2 separate regions of the Homo sapiens genome follow, and region 2 is linked to region 1. A link is an interaction called in ENCODE POLR2A ChIA-PET data of the cell type or tissue named here. Cell type or tissue: Caco-2. All regions are shown on one strand.

What was found. ChIA-PET counts read pairs that join two places held together with the same protein. Peaks named below come from ENCODE experiments on the same cell type or tissue, not always from the same donor. Only the 100,000 strongest peaks of a DNase experiment are listed, where the experiment ranks them.
Region 2: POLR2A ChIA-PET joins it to region 1 with 13 read pairs; 2 of 35 experiments call an interaction of 5 or more read pairs at or near these places.

What each region holds. Positions count from the first base shown.
Region 1 is chr5:134,502,828-134,510,827 of GRCh38, forward strand. It overlaps LINC01843 (long intergenic non-protein coding RNA 1843), which reads left to right and starts at 3,725. Exons shown (of 2, transcript NR_105045.1): 1 at 3,725-4,007; 2 at 5,579-6,403. RefSeq lists enhancers at 641-980, 3,339-3,993, 6,249-6,922. In Caco-2, no CTCF peak of the experiment used is centred here; DNase peaks (open chromatin) are centred at 594, 3,534, 3,964 and 6,714; H3K4me3 peaks cover 1,153 bases.
Region 2 is chr5:134,622,977-134,630,976 of GRCh38, forward strand. SAR1B (secretion associated Ras related GTPase 1B) reads right to left here. Exons shown (of 7, transcript NM_016103.4): 2 at 986-1,061. The coding sequence starts at 1,043. Among named protein-coding and RNA genes, the nearest start is that of SAR1B, 5.9 kb to the right of the region's middle. RefSeq lists an enhancer at 3,474-3,618 and a cis regulatory region at 3,540-3,553. In Caco-2, no CTCF peak of the experiment used is centred here; no DNase peak of the experiment used is centred here.

The DNA of each region.
Region 1 (8,000 bases):
CTAAAAATACAAAAATTAGCCAGGCATTTTGGTCCATGCCTGTAATCCCAGCTACTCGGGAGGCTGAGGCAGAAGAATCGCTTGAACCCGGGAGGCGGAGGCTGCAGTGAGCCGAGATTGTGCCACTGCATTCCAACCTGGGCAATAGAGTGAGACTCCGTCTCAAAAAAAAAAAAGTAAGAACTATTCTTAGCTCATGGGCTATACAAAAATGGGTAGTGGGCCAGAATTGGCCTTCAGGCCACAGTTGGCCAATTCTCTGTTGTAGAATGTGCCATCCTGGGGCTCAGATTCCCCATAATCACTGAGGCTGTAAGTCCTGTCCTACCATACGGGTGGTATGAATGGCGAACTGTTTGGTTTGCTCAGGAATGGGGGTTTCCTAGGCTTTAGATTTTTTGGTGCTAAAACCAGTACAGTCCCAGGCAAACCAGGACAGAACAGTTGGTCACCCTAGGTAGTAATCATTAACCCAGAGAGGGCCAGGCTTCAGGAGCCAGCTGGCCAGGGTTCAGGTGTGGCCCCCAGGGCCCCCTCCAGGCATTGCCTTGTCCTTGTGGTTTGTGGTAGGGCCTTGTCCCATTGGGGCTGGCCCTCTGCAAGGAGATGCCCCCTCCTCCATGCAGGAAAACCTCTGTGGTCTGGGAGCTCTCAAAAGGCAGGAAGTTGAATCATCAACTCCGGTAACGTCTCTGTCAGCCTGTGGGTCTGCCCAGGGAGCTCAGGGCTCCAGGCCCAGGGGGCTGGCTCTGCGCTTTGTTTGCTGCTTTCTCTGAACAGGAAAGCTTCAGAATGAGGCTTCTAGAGAAATGAGAGCTGTTGAGTCAGATGGGGAGGAGCGCTGGATGTTAGGTTGACCAAGACTCTCACCCTGCTCTGGCCTGGACTTGCTTTGTGGCCTTCAATGACTCTCTCGCGCTCTCTGTATTTTGGCTTTGGCTTCTACCACAGAAATGCTGATTCTTGAAATCCTCTTAAATTAGGAGTATGAATGATGACCAAAGTGGGAGCACCCCGGCTTCCGAAGACCCGTTTTATCTTTTCTACCAGGGATGCAGGCTGCTCAGACACACTTCCCTGCCTCCTGCCTGCCTGGGAGAAGGACCTGACCAGCCACCCCAGTTCTGGCCACAGGGGCTTTAGGAAGGTGACAAGTCTGGATTTAGGGAGATGGAGGAGAGGGGCAGAAAAGGAGGTCCAGGTTAAAGACAGTTATCCACAGATGACAATGATAACCATACCACCTGTTGTTTATTAAGCACTGACGACGTGCCAGCCTTTCAATGATCTCATCTGATCCTCACAATGACTCTTTCAGTTAAGGATTATCATCATTTTCATTTTATGGGGAAGGCAAATGGAGCCCAGAGAGGATAAGTACCTTGCCCAAGGTCACACAGCTACCATGAGGTGCAGTTGGCATTAACTCTAACTGTGTTAGACTGTGGCTTTGAGGGTTGAGGGCTCAGGAAGCCCACAGGTAGCAAGGGAGGGATGAGACTGGCAGAGAAGTCTAGAGTAGGGTCGGGGGAGAAATTGTTCTTTCTTCCTGGTGCTGCATAGGGACATCCAGAGAATACTAAGAAGTCTGGGGTTTGCTAGGCTTGGAGACCATGTTCCCAGACCAGGGATCATGAGGACACAGTCCCTAAGCCCAGCAAAGCCCAGACTACCTACAGTCTGAATGCTGAACCCCTCGAGACCATTTGGAAAATCTGTCGAGGGCTTGAGGAGGAAATTGGATACATAGCAGGATTTTGCTACAGAGCAGAAATGAGCATTTACTTTCCGAGCAAAGACAGCCCTTCTCCAAGGATGCCCCTGGGTGTCTCTGTATGTACCTCCCCAACCCAGCATGGGTGCCATGCTCAAGGTTCAGACAGAGGACCACAAGCCCCATGCTGCACCATGCATAATGTCCCTCTTCCCCTTTGACGGGGGGGACGATGGGAGCTTGGCAGAATTTAACCATCCTTAGCAGAGGACCACGCCTATGAAGGGCCAATAGGGCCAGTGATGGGCTGTGCTCCTGGGGTGGGGGCAACCCTCAACTTGCTGTCCTCAGTAACACAGCCGATAGATGTCTCTGAGAAAAGAGACCAACCCAGCTGTGCCAGGCAACTGACTGGACCCCTGACTTGGATTCAGGTCAGGTCTAAAGATGCCTTCTCCCCTATTAGCATCAGGTTCAAAGCCAGGCTTAGCCAAACCCTAAACATTCCTTACACTTTCTGGGGAACCACGAAATTCTTCATGAAGCCCTTAATTTAAAAAGCATCTTGTAGGCTGGGCACGGTGGCTCACGCCTGAAATCCCAGCAGCACTTTGGGAAGCCGAGGCGGGCGGATCACGAGGTCAGGAGTGAGACAAGCCTGGCCAACAGAGTGAAACCCCTTTTCTACTAAAAATACAAAAAACTAGCCGGGTGTGGTGGCATGTGCTTGTAATCCCAGCTACTTTGGGGGCTGAGGCAGGAGAATCGCTTGAACTTGGGAGGCAGAGGTTGCAGTGAGCCGAGATCGTGCCACTGCATTCCAGCCTGGGTGACAGTGCGAGACATAGTCTTAAAAAAAGAAAAAAAGAAAAAGAAAAGAAAAGAAAAGCATCTTGTGCTGGGCACGGTGGCTCACGCCTGTAATCCCAGCACTTTGGGAGGCTGAGGCAGGTGGATCACTTGAGGTCAGGAGTTCGAAACCACCCTGGCCAACACAGTGAAACCTCGTCTCTACTAAAAAAAAAAAAAATTAGCCAGGTGTGGTGGCAGGCACCTGTAATCCCAGCTACTTGGGAGGCTGAGGCAGGAGAATCACCTGAACCCAGGAGGCGGAGGTTGCAGTGAGCCGAGATCGCACCATGGCACTCCAGCCTGGGAAACAGAGGGAAACTCCATTTAAAAAAAAAAAAAAAGCATCTTGTTCTGTCTGCTATGTGGGCTCTAACTGGAATTGGTAGGGCTATGGGCTCCAGGAGGCTTCATTAGCCAGAGGACCTACTAGGACTGGGCCTGCACTGATATCTTGAGGTAGAGGTGGGGGCCTGGAAGCTGGGTGCAGGGCTGAGGCCCCTCACTGGGTCTGCACTGAACAGCTAGGCCCAGGAGCCAAATCATGGTTGCAGACATTTGGCTTCCATTATCTGACTATTTGGGACAGCCTCAAGCTAGACTTGATTACTGCAAACCTGAAATAGTTCCTTATTAGACAGGGCTAGCTCACCCTCCTAAATGAGTCTTGTTGGGACTCTCGGGGTCTTGCACTGAGCACACTTCCTCATCCTATCCTCCAGCCCCTCTGGCAGGAAAGTAGGAGCACCCCCAGGGCTTCTGCCCCGGGCCTCTGCACAGACTCCAGGGGCACCTGTGGGGCTGAGGGCAAGTGGCAGCACAGTGCCTCCGGCCAGGACTGGCCCAGCCCTCTTCCCTGTGCCCAGCTCCTCCCCATGGAAGAAAGGGGAGAACAGGACTGGCTACTTGAGGACACCAGGGACTGGGCCTGCCTGAGAGTGACAGTTCTGGGACTCTCCCTGCTCCCGGTGAATGCCAGCCAGGGTGTGGGGCCCAGGAGGCTCCAGTGCTTTCCCAGTCCAAAGGTCACTAACTGCCCAGCCGCTGGGAGTGTGTGCAGGGGGCGGTTCTCCAGCCAGGGAGGTGCAGGAATAAAGGGGGTGTGGGGAGACAGGAAGAGGCTGAGCTTGTGGGGCCTGAGAGCCTCTCCCCTGGGCAGGGTGGGGTCATTGGGCTGCCTTAGATTCCCCCCCCCACCTCTCAGCCTGCTGCCTCTGGACAAAGCTCTGCAGAGGAGCCCCATCTCCTTCAGCCCCCTCCTGCCTTTGGGGTGCAAGTTTCCTGAAGGACTTGAGTGAGATGTCACCAAGCAACAGGCTGTCAGGCTCTTGGCAGCAAGTACTGGCCCAGCGACTCGCGGCAGAGTCTCTCCTTGGGGCGTCTGTCCTTATCAGGGGTGGATGCTGTCAGACTTGCTAATGGTGGAATTTCTGGCATGTGGCAGGTGGGTAAAAGAGACCCCTGGGCTAGGGAGCCATTTGCAAGTCCCTCAGATGGCCTCAGGTGTGGGTCATGCTCCACTGCAGCCATGGTTACTGGGAAGCCAAGTGGACTCCATGGGGCTCCAAGCAGTGGGAGGGAGCTCCTGGGAGACACAGTGTGGCCCAGATGCCCTGGTCATGGGGACATCCAAGCACAGGTGAGAAACTTGGGCAGGGAGGGTGCAGAGGAAATTTGGAAATGGCTGAGAGGCTGGACTCAAGGTCTCTTGGGCTTGAACTGAGCTCAAGCAATCCACCCACTTCAGCTTCCCAAGGTGCTGGGATTACAGTCGTGAGCCATGGCATCCGGCTGGACTCAAGGTCTCTTGTTCCCTGATCCTGGGCTTGGCATGGAGAAGGGAGGAAGCTGAAGGGGGCAGGTAAAAAGATGCCTACCTGGGCACTGTAGACTAAATGAACCCTCAGACTGTGAAAGTCTCAGAAATCAGAGAAAGAGGCCTGGTGTGGTGGCTTGCACCTGTAATCTTAACACTTTGGGAGGCTGAGGCGGGAGGATTGCTTGCGCCCAGGAGGTTGAGGCTGGAATGAGCCATGATCACTCCAGTGCACTCCAGCCTGAGTAACAGAAAGAGACCCTGTCTCAAAAAAGAAAAAAGAAAAAAAAAACAGAGGAAGGGACTGGCACTTCCAAGTCAGAGAGAGCTCCCTGAAGAGGTGGGCCTGGTAATTGAGAAAGAAAGCAGTTGAGACAGACACGGGGGCTATGGGAGCAAGAGTCTGGAGGTGCGAGCATGCCGGGCAGGTGTAAGGACTGGTGAGTCACCAGGGGAAATGTGTAAAAAGGCTGTGGGTAATGAGGTGGCAAACGGTGGAGAGCTCTGCCCTGAGCTCCATACCCTTCCAAGCCTTTGCCCATGCTTATGGTTGAATTGTGTCTCCATGCCATGCACAACAAAGATATACATTGGGCTGGGCACGGTGACTCACGCCTATAATCCCAGCACTTTGGGAGGCCAAGGCAGGTGGATCACCTGAGGTTGGGAGTTCGAAACCAGCCTGACCAACATGGAGAAACCCCGTCTCTACTAAAAATACAAAATTAGCTGGGCGTGCTGGCGCATGCCTGTAATCCCAGCTCATCGGGTGGCTGAGGCAGGAGAATCGCTTGAACCCAGGAGGCAGAGGTTGCGATGAGCCGAGATCGTGCCATTGTGCTCCAGCCTGGGCAACAAGAGCAAAACTCCGTCTCAAAAAAAAAACCAAAAACAAAACAAAACAAAAATATACATTGAAATCCTAACCTCCTGTACCTGTAAAGGTGACTGTATTTGGAAACAGGGTCTTTGCAGATTTAATAGTGTTAAAATAAGGTCATTAGAGTGGGCCCCACTCTGGTATGGCTGGTGTCCTTAGAAGAGGGAAAGTTGTTGAGGTGATGGGTATCCCAACTATCTTGATTTGGTTTTATACATTGTATACATGTGTCCAAATATAACCCGTACCCCCAAAATAGGTACAACTATTATGCAGCAATAAAACATTTTTATTTTTATTTTTACTTTTTTAAAAACAGGGCCAAGTGCAGTGGCTCACACCTATAATCCCAGCACTTTGGGAGGCTGAGGCACGAGGATTGCTTGAGCCCAGGAGTTCATCACCAGCCTGGGCAATATAGCCAGACCCGGTCTCCACAAAAAAATTTTTAAAAATTAGCTGGGCATGGTGGCCTGTGCCTGTAGTCCCAGCTCTTTGGGAGACTGAGGCAGGAGGATCAACTTGAGCCCAGAAGGTCGAAGCTGCAGTAAGCCATGGTCATGCCAGCGGAGTTGAGCCTGGACCACAGAGCAAGACACTATAGGGAAGACAGCCAGGTGAAAATGAAGGCAGAGACCAGAGTTATGCATCCGAAAGGCAAGGAATGCCGGGGGCTGCCAGAAGCTGGAAGAGGCAAGGCAGGATCCCCCACTAAAGGCCTTGGAGGGAGCATGGCTTTAGCAGCACCTCAATTTGGGATGTCTATTTTCCGGAACAGCGGGAATAAGTGTCTGCTGCTGTAAGCCACCCTGCCTGTGGCACTTTGTTACAGCAGCCCAGGAACCTGACCCAGCCAGGCTGCTCCTGCTGCCCAGTGTGCCCTTCTCTCATCCCTCCAGCTGGTCTCTCACTGCCTTCGAGCCCCATCACCTGCTCGGGCTCCCCCTCTGTGTGTCCCCAGTTCTGGACACTTATTCAGCAGACCTGTAAGTTTTGCTGGCCAGCCTATCTCCCTGGCTAGACTGAAGGCTCCTTCAGGGCAGGCCTAACCTGTGCTAGGGCAGCATGATGCCTGGTACAGAATAGGGGCTCCTTAGATGTGGGGTAAATAAAGGAATGCTCGAAGGGTGATGGGCCCCTGTGAGACTGGGATGTGCCATCTACTTCTTCACAGCCTGGCTCAGCTCAGGCTAGGGACATGACAGTGCTCAGAGAGGTCACAGCATCTTCCACACAGACCATTCCCAGCTCCGCCACTCTCCAGTTCCCTCTTGGTGCCATATGAGTCTGAGGAACTTGGGGAAATTCCTAACCTTCCCTTTCAATTGAGCCATTAGCCCTTGGAGTTAGCCACAACGTAATTGCTCAGGTCCCTCCAACAAGGGGACTGTGTCTGTGGCTTGATGACTCATGCACACTGCTCCATTCCACAACCTTGGGCAGGACTTGGGGCTGGGGACAGTGCCAGCCAGCATAGGCAAGGAGCTTGGACATCCCATTACCCCAACCCAGTCCCCAGGAACAGAGTGTACTCAAGGTTTCAGGACAAAAATCTAGAAGCAAGGAGGCGAACTGAGTGAGATTTGAGTGACGAAAAGGAGCAGACAAAGACAACAGCGAGTACAAAGGCCCTGAGGCAGGAACGAGCTTGGCATGATCAAGAACTGAAAAGAGCACAGGGGAGGCTGCAGCACAGTGAAAGAGAGGTCAGTGATAGGACATGCGATTAGACGGGGCCCACTAGACAATCCAGGATAATCCCTCCCTCTCAAGGCCCTTAATTTAATCATATCTGCAAAGTGCCTTCTGCCATGTCGGGGAACGTATTCACAGGCTCTGGGGAGTGCAGCGCAGACATCTTTAGGGATGGGCATTATTGTGTCTACCGCAGTATCTCTCTCACCCTCTTGTCTGTCTCTCTTGCTCTATCGCTACATTTCTGTTTACCTATCTACCTATTTATTTGAACCTGACCATGGATCTATTGACCACAATTTATTTCTCTTCCTACCCCTTTATCAAGCTTCAATAAGTTATTTATCAATCTATCATTCCTCAGTGGCTTTGATCTTTTACTCTGATAACAGCATCACCCCTTAGCCATCTGTCTAACAAACTAAACGTTAAACTCAATCTATCATTTAGTTGTCCTCTGTCCATGATGAATTATCAATCATCTACCTCCATCTTTGCAGATGTTGTACAGATGTGGACATTTTTTCTCAATGTCTATTGAAAAGATCGATAGATATGAGTTCAGTAAATATCCACTGAGTGCTGGCCACGTGCCCATTGCTATGTCATGTGTGGGTGAAATAAGGGGCTGACACTCCCAGTAGCCATAGAGGGTCCTTTTTCATTTTATCATTATCCCCAACAATGCTGTGATCACCAATCCAGGCACACTGTCCAATTTTGTCATCCACCTTGGAATCTTTTTTTTTTTTTTTTGAGATAGGGCTCTTGCTCTGTCACACAGGCTGGAGGGCAGTGGTGTGATCACAGCTCACTGCAGCCTCAATCTCCCAGGCTTAAGCAATCCTCCCACCTCAGCCTCCAGAGTATCTAGGACTACAAGCAAGTGCCACCATGCCCAGCTAATTTTTGTATTTTTTAAGAGACAAGGTCTCACTATGTTGCCCACGCTGGTCTCAAACACCTAGACTCAAGCAATCCTCCTCCCTTAGCCTCCCGAAGTGTTAGGATTATAGGCATGAGCCACTGGCCCTGTCCAGGGACCA
Region 2 (8,000 bases), 120 kb after region 1:
GCCAGGCATGATAGTATATGCCTGTAATCCCAGATACTCGGGAGGCTGAGGCAGGAGAATTGCTTGAACCAGGAGGCGAAGGTTGCAGTGAGCTGAGATCGCACCACTGCGCTCCAACCTGGGCAACAGAGTGAGACTCTGTCTCAAAAAAAAAAAAAAAGAAAAAGAAAAAACTGTAGCAAGGCTGGGCACAGTGGTTCATGCCTGTAATCCTAGCACTTTGGGAGGCTGAGGTGGGCAGATCACTCGAGCTCAGGAGTTTAAGACCAGCCTGGCCAACATGGCAAAGCCCCATCTTTACAAAAAATACAAAAATTAGCTGGTGTGGTGGCACACACCTGTAGTACCAGCTACTCGGGAGGTTGAGGCAGGAGAATCGCTTGAACCTGGGAGGTGGAGTTTGCAGTGAGCTGAGATCACGCCACTGCACTCCAGCCTGGGCGACAGAGCGAGACTCCATCTCAGAAACAAACAAACAAACAAAACACCAGCCTGGGCAACATAGCAAGACTCCGTCTCTATAAAATTAAAAAAAAAAAAAAAAAGAACTGCTGGGTAAAGAAGTCTCATTTGGCTTATTAAAAACTGCTATTTATGGTGTACAAGCTACTTTATGGAACATGCATTTTAATAATAATCCTGTAAGGATTAAATGACATAAAGCATTAAAGCATATAGGTAAACTAGCTAATAAATGGTAGATAGTTCTGTTAGTAATATTCCCAACACCTTAAGAGGTAGGAATTATTACTGCCATTTTACAGATAAGAAAACTCAGGCTAAGGTGAAAAAAGTAATTTGCCAAAGATTACTTAATTTAAAAGGGATACAATGAGTAATTGAACATCTATGTATGATTTCAAAGCCCATATTCTTAACTATTCTTTACTACTGGCTTATCTATAAAGAGACTTGACACAGATAAGCACTATTAAATAAATAAGACCAAAGGGGATAACTGTAGAGAACAAAGGACCAACATTACCTAAAAACTGTAGCACACTGCTGAAACCACTGTAAATCCAATCAAATATGAAGGACATATCCAAATCTGATAGGGTCTGAAAAAAAAGAGTTTGAATTTAGTAGTCAACATTAAACACCAATATACATTAAACTCCAATACTGTTAAACACCAACTCTGAGTAGATAATCCTACAGCAACTTTACTACAAAGAGTTACACACTTTGGGAAGCTGAGGTGGGTGGATCATCTGAGGTCAGAAGTTTGAGACCAGCCTGGCCAACATGGTGAAACCCCAACTCTACTAAAAATACAGAAATTAACCGGGTGTGGTCATGGGCCCCTGTAATCCCAGCTACTCAGGAGGCTGAGGCAGGAGAATTACTTGAACCCAAGAAGTGGAGGTTGCAGTGAGTGGAGATTGTGCCACTGTACTCCTGCATGGTGGTGCACACCTGCAGTACCAGCTACTCAGGAGGCTGAGGTGGGACGATTGCTTGAGCCTCGGAGGTAGAGATTGTAATGAACCGAGATCGCACCACTGCACTCCAGCCAGGGTGACAGTAAATGGGATAAGAGGTTAATAGGTGAGGCAGTGAGGAGAGATTCCTATTTCAAAAAATTTCAAATGGTAAAAAACTAAAATCGTTTAAAAAAATGTTGGAAATGGGATAAGGGAAGTGAGTTTTTTTTTTTTTTTTTTTTGAGACAGAGTCTTGCTCTGTCGCCCAGGCTAGAGTGCAATGGCTCGATCTCAGCTCACTGAAAGCTTCTCCTCCCAGGTTCAAGCGATCCTTCTGCCTCAGCCTCTCGAGTAGCTGGGATTACAGGCAGGCACTGCCATGCCTGACTAATTTTTATATTTTTAGTAGAGACTGGGCTTCACCGTATTGGCCAGGCTGGTCTCCAACTCCTGACCTCAAGTGATTCGCCTGCCTCAGCCTCCAAAAGTGCTGGGATTACAGGCGTGAGCCACCCCAGGCCTGGAAGTGAAATTTCCTTCTCAAAAAGGGTGAGGCTTGAGTATGATGATAAACTAAAGAGAAGGAGATAGTGGGATGGAAGAAGTAATAGGGAAGAAAGGAATTAACCAAAAGGGACAAAGTCCCAAGAGGAGCTTGGACTGACAGCCTATGTCTCTTGTCTAAGATTAGGAGGAAAGATGGCCAGAAAATTTGTGGAGGTGGTGGGAATCTGACTCCAAAAGTGAAAGGGTATAGAGAATTTTTGAGGAGCAGAGCAAGCATTACAATAGCTACTATGGGGAATGAATCAAGTTAAAAGACTGCCAAAAAAAGCCAAGGACTCAGTTGGAATTGAAACTCAAACATTCACAGCAGTGCCAATCTGTGCTGATTTCCAACCTTCCACCCTCCACCAGCAGTGCTCAACATGGAGTGACTAGAGATTAGGAACATCCAGAATAGAAATGAAAAAGGACAAGGGGAACAGGATTTTGAGAGTACTAGTGAGAGGGCTGTAGGGATCTGATCAGAAGTTCAAGTTGAGTGGACAAAGGTAAAGAAAGGTAGTATACAGAGATGGAGCGGTGATCAAAGGCAGGCTTCTCAACAGAACAGAATTGGGAAAATAGGGTAGAAAAAGTCTCTAAGCCAAAAACAGAAAAGGGTGAGAGAGGTGAAAGGAGTGCCAGAATTGTGCCAGCAAAGTGGAAGAGAATATAGGGGGTTCAAGAATTCAAGAGAAGTTCAGGGTTGGGTGGTGGCAAACTCCAAGGCCTGGCTCTGGCATGGACGATAAAGAAAAATGGAGGTGACAGATACTGGAAGCCAGGCTAGAGGGTACACTGTCCACATTGACAGGCAGTGTAATCACCTGGAAGACTGGAGGGCACTGATACAGACTGTGAATCAAGTGGCAAAGTCCTCACTGAAGATGATTGTTGGTAGGTGAGAGCTAAAGAATGGTGAAAAGCCTTGACAGAAAAAGGATTTTTTGCATAAGGATGGTACCAATTTGCTGTTGTAAAATTTGTCCCAAGAGAGATAATCTAAGAAGACACAAACTCTGCTTTGGAAGATAATAATATATATATTTCTTTAAAATTGTGGTTTCAGCCAGGCACAATGGCTCACACCTGTAATCCCAGGACTTTGGGAGGCTGAGGCGGGTGGATCACCTGAGGTCAGGAGTTCAAGATCAGCCTGGCCAACGTGGCAAAACCCCATCTCTACTAAAAATACAAAAATTAGCTGGGTGTGGTGGTGCACACCTGTAATCCCAGCTACCCAGGAGGCTGAGGCAGGGGAATCACTTGAACCCAGGAGGCAGAGGTTGCACTGAGCCGAGATCGAGCCACTGCACCACAGCCTGGGCCACAGAGCAAGACTCTGCCTCAAAAAAAAAAAAAAAAAAAAAAAAAAAAAAAATGTGGTTTCTAGGAACCTTAAAACAAACTAGGAGTAATTAGAAACAGAATTAACTGTTTTTTTATTGTTATTTTAAGTAGAAGTAAAAATGCCCAACTAAGAATAAAAGTTACTTAGCTGCAAACAGATACCTGAGCCCAGAAAACAGGTTACACAACACCATGAACACACTATTAAGACATGTGAAGAGCAAAGGTCAAGAACAAGGAAACATACACACGTCAGCAGATTTATTTATTGCACCAATACCAAACAGGAAAAGTCTCTCTGCAGATTAGAAAAGTGATCTACTCAAGTAACATGAAAACCAGTGCAAAGGATGTAATGGAACAGAATCTCAGATTACAAGTAACTTCTTAAAGCCTTGTTCCATTAAACTACATGGATGGCTCATTTAAATGAAATATCCTGGATAGATAAATCCATAGAGTAAGTATATTAGTGGTTGTCAGACTGAAGGAAGGAAAAATGGGGAATGATTGCTAATGGGTACTGGGTTTCTTCTTGGGATGATCACATGTTCTGGAATTAGATAGTGGTGATGTTTACACAACAATGTGACTATACTAAAAACACTTAATGTACAATTTTAAAAGGTCGATTTTATGGTATATCAACTATATCTCAAAAAAGCTATTATAGAAAAATTTTAAAAGCAAATTTTAAAAAGCTTATATGGCATTTAATATTTAAAACTGATTTACATGAGTAATTACACAAAACCATTTACTTTTTTTTTTGAGACAGAGTCTCGCCTGTCGCCCAGGATGGAGTGCACTGGCGCGATCTCCTCTCACTGTAAGCTCCACCTCCCAGGTTCACGCCATTCTCCTGCCTCAGCCTCCCGAGTAGCTGGGACTACAGGAGCCTGCCACCACGCCTGGCTAATTTTTTATATTTTTAGTAGCGACGGGGTTTCACCATGTTAGCCAGGATGGTCTCGATCTCCTGACCTCGTAATCCGCCCTCCTTGGCCTCCCAAAGTGTTGGGATTACAGGCGTGAGCCACCGCGCCCCGCCACTTTTTATTTTTTTGACAGAGTCTCCCTCTCACCCAGGGAGCGCCGTCTCTGCTCACTGCAACCTCAATCTCGGGGACTCAAGCAATCCTCCCACCTCAACCTCCTGAGTACCTGGGGGCTACAGGCATAGGCCACTATGCCTGGCTCATTTACTTTTTAAAACCGGCCGGGCGTGGTGGCTCACGCCTGTAATCCCAGCACTTTGGGAGGCCGAGGCGGGCGGATCACGAGGTCAGGAGATCGAGACCATCCTGACTAACACGGTGAAACCCCGTCTCTACCAAAAATACAGAAAAATTAGCCGGGCGTGGTAGTGGACGCCTGTAGTCCCAGCTGCTCGGGAGGCTGAGGCAGGAGAATGGCGTGAAACCAGGAGGCAGAGCTTGCAGTGAGCCGAGATTGCGCCACTGCACTCCAGCCTGGGCGACAGAGCGAGACTCCATCCCAAAAAATAAATAAATAAATAAATAAATAAATAAATAAATAAATAAAACCACACATTAAGGGCCGGGAGCAGTGGCTCACGCCTGTAATCCCAGCACTTTGGGAGGCCGAGGCGGGCAGATCACCTGAGTTCGGGAGTTCGAGACCAGCCTGACCAACATGGAGAAACCCCATCTCTACTAAAAATACAAAATTAGCCGGGCATGGTGGTGCATGCCTATAATCCCAGCTACTCAGGAGGCTGAGGCAGGAGAATCGCTCAAACCTGGGAGGCAGAGGTTGCAGTGAGCCGAGATCGTGCCACTGCACTGCACTCCAGCCGGGGTGACAGAGCAAGACTCCGTCTCAAAAAAAAAAGAAAAAAAATACATATTTAGTTTGTGACCAGCCTTGGCAACGTGGAAAAACCCCATTTCTATAAAAAATACAAAAATTAGCCAGATGTGATAGCATGCACTTGGTGACAGTGAGACCCTGCCTCAAAAAAATAAAATAAAAATAAAAAATACACATTAGTTCTCAGGGGTCCTGTAAAAAAAAAAAATACACATAAGATGACAAAATACAAATACCCAAAAAGTACTATTGGGAGAAAATAAGGGACCTAATAGTCTAAAGAGGCAAATATGACATCAGAGTATGATTGTAGAATCAATGCACTAATAACTTTGGGATGCAAAGCATGGTAATGCTATGGTGAAATGGGTGTAGTAACTGTCCTAGAATACAAATATCCAGGCTGAGCACAGTGGCTCATGTCTGTAATCCCTGCAGTTTGGGAGGCGAAGGCAGGAGGATCACCTGAGACCAGGAGTTAAAGACCAGCCTGAGCAACATAACAAGATCCCATCTCTAAAAAAAAAATTTTTTTTTTTTGAGACTAAGTCTCACTCTGTCGCCCAGGCTGGAGTGCAGTGGCACAATCTTGGCTCACTGCAACCTCCACCTCCTGGGTTCAAGCAATTCTCTGCCTCAGCCTCCCAAGTAGCAGGGATTACAGGCACCCACCACCAAGCCCAGCTAATTTTTTTGTATTTCTAGTAGGGACAGGGTTTCACCATCTTAGCCAGGCTGGTCTTGAACTCCTGACCTCGAGATCCACTCGCCTCGGTGTCCCAAAGTGCTGGGATTACAGATGTGAGCCACCATGCCCGGTACAAAAAATTTTTTAAATTACCTGGGTATGGTAGCAAGAAACTGTAGTCCCAGCTACTCAGGAGGCTGAGGCTGGAGGATTGCTTGAGCCCAAGAATTCAAGCAGTGAGCTATGATCACACCACTGCATTCCAACCTGGGCAACATAGTGAGACCCTGTCTTTAAAAAAAAAAAAAAAAGAAGGATGAACTGGGCATGATGGCTCATACCTGTAATCCCAGCACTTTGGGAGGCCAAGGTGGGGGGATCACTTGAACCCAGGAGTTTCAGACCAACCTGGGAAACATGGGAAGTCCCCATCTCTACAAAAAAAATACAAAAATAGGCCAGGTGCAGTGGCTCATGCCTGTAATCCCAGCACTTTGGGAGGCCGAGGTGGGGGGATCACTTGAACCCAGGAGTTTGAGACCAGACTGGGCAACATGGGAAGACCCCGTCTCTACAAAAGAAAAAATACAAAAATAGGCCAGGCACGGTGGCTCACCCCTGTAATCCCAGCACTTTGGGAGGCCGAGGCGGGCAGATCACGAGGTCAGGAGTTCAAGACCAGCCTGACTAACATGGTAAAACACCTTCTCTACTAAAAATACAAAAATTAGCTGGGCATGGTGGCGTGCACCTGTAATCCCAGCTACTCAGGAGGCTGAGGCAGGAGAATCGCTTGAACCTGGGAGGCAGAGGTTGCAGTGAGCCAAGATCGCGCCACTGCACTCCAGCCTGGGCGACAGAGCAAGACTCCATCTCAAAAAAACAAACAAACAAACAAACAAACAAAAAAAAACAATTAGCTGGGTGTGGTGGTAGGCACCTGTAGTTCCATCTACTCAGGAAGCTGAGGTATGAGAATTGCTTGAACCCGGGAGACGGAGGTTGCAGTGAGCCAAGATCGTGGCACTGCACTCCAGCCTAGGCAACAGGGCAACATTCTGTCTCAAAAAAAAAAAAAAGAAAAAAAAGAAAAAGAAAACGAAGGATAAAACCATGACAAATATAAATAGTAGAAAATTTTTAAGAGTGGCCAAGGTGAGGGCTGGGCACAGTGGCTCATATCTGTAATCTCAGCACTTTAGGAGGCCAAGGCAGGCAGATCACTTGAGGTCAGGAGTTCGAGACCAGCCTGGCCAACATAGTGAAACCCCGAGTTGGGATGAGTATTTAAAGTGAGCGAGCGTAGAAATACTATGCTCAGCCAAGTGAGTACTTAACGAAATGAGTGTAGAAGGCTGGGGGAGGTGGCTCACGCCTGTAATCCCAGCACTTTGGGAGGCTGAGGGGGGCGGATCACCTGAGGTTGGGAGTTCGAGACCAGCCTGACCAAAAAGGAAAAATCTTGTTTCTACTAAAAATACAAGATTAGCTGAGTGTGGTGGTGTATGCCTGTAATCCCAGCTACTCGGGAGGCTGAGGCAGGAGAATCGCTTGAACCCAGGAGGCAGAGGTTGCAGTGAGCTGGAGATCACGCCATTGCACTCCAGCCTGGGCAACAAGAGCGAAACTCTATCTCAAAAAAAAAAAAAAAAAAAAAAGTAAGTGTAGAAATACACCTATAGCAGGACACAGTGGCTCACGCCTGTAATCCAAGCACTTTAGGAGGCCAAGCCGGACAGATCACTTGAGTTCGGGAGTTCAAGACCAGCCTGGCCAACATGGTGAAACCCCATCTCTACTAAAAATACAAAAATCAGCAGGATGTGGTGGTGCATGCCTGTAATCCTAGCTACTTGAGAGGCTGAGGCAGGAGAATCACTTGAACCCTGGAGGTGGAGGTTGCAGTCAGCCTGGAGCCACTGCACTCCAGCCTGGGCGATAGAGCGAGACTCCGTCTCAAAAAAAAAAAAAAAGAAAAAAGAAAAGAAATACTAATATAGCATTCCAACTTGTAAGCTTCAAATGATGTGGCAATGATTTTCATTTCCTTTTCTATTTCTTTTTTTTTCTTTTTTTTTTTTTTTTTTTTTTTTTTTTAGCAACAATGTCTTTTTCTTTCACCCAGGCTGGAGTGCAGTGGCATGATCACAGGTCAC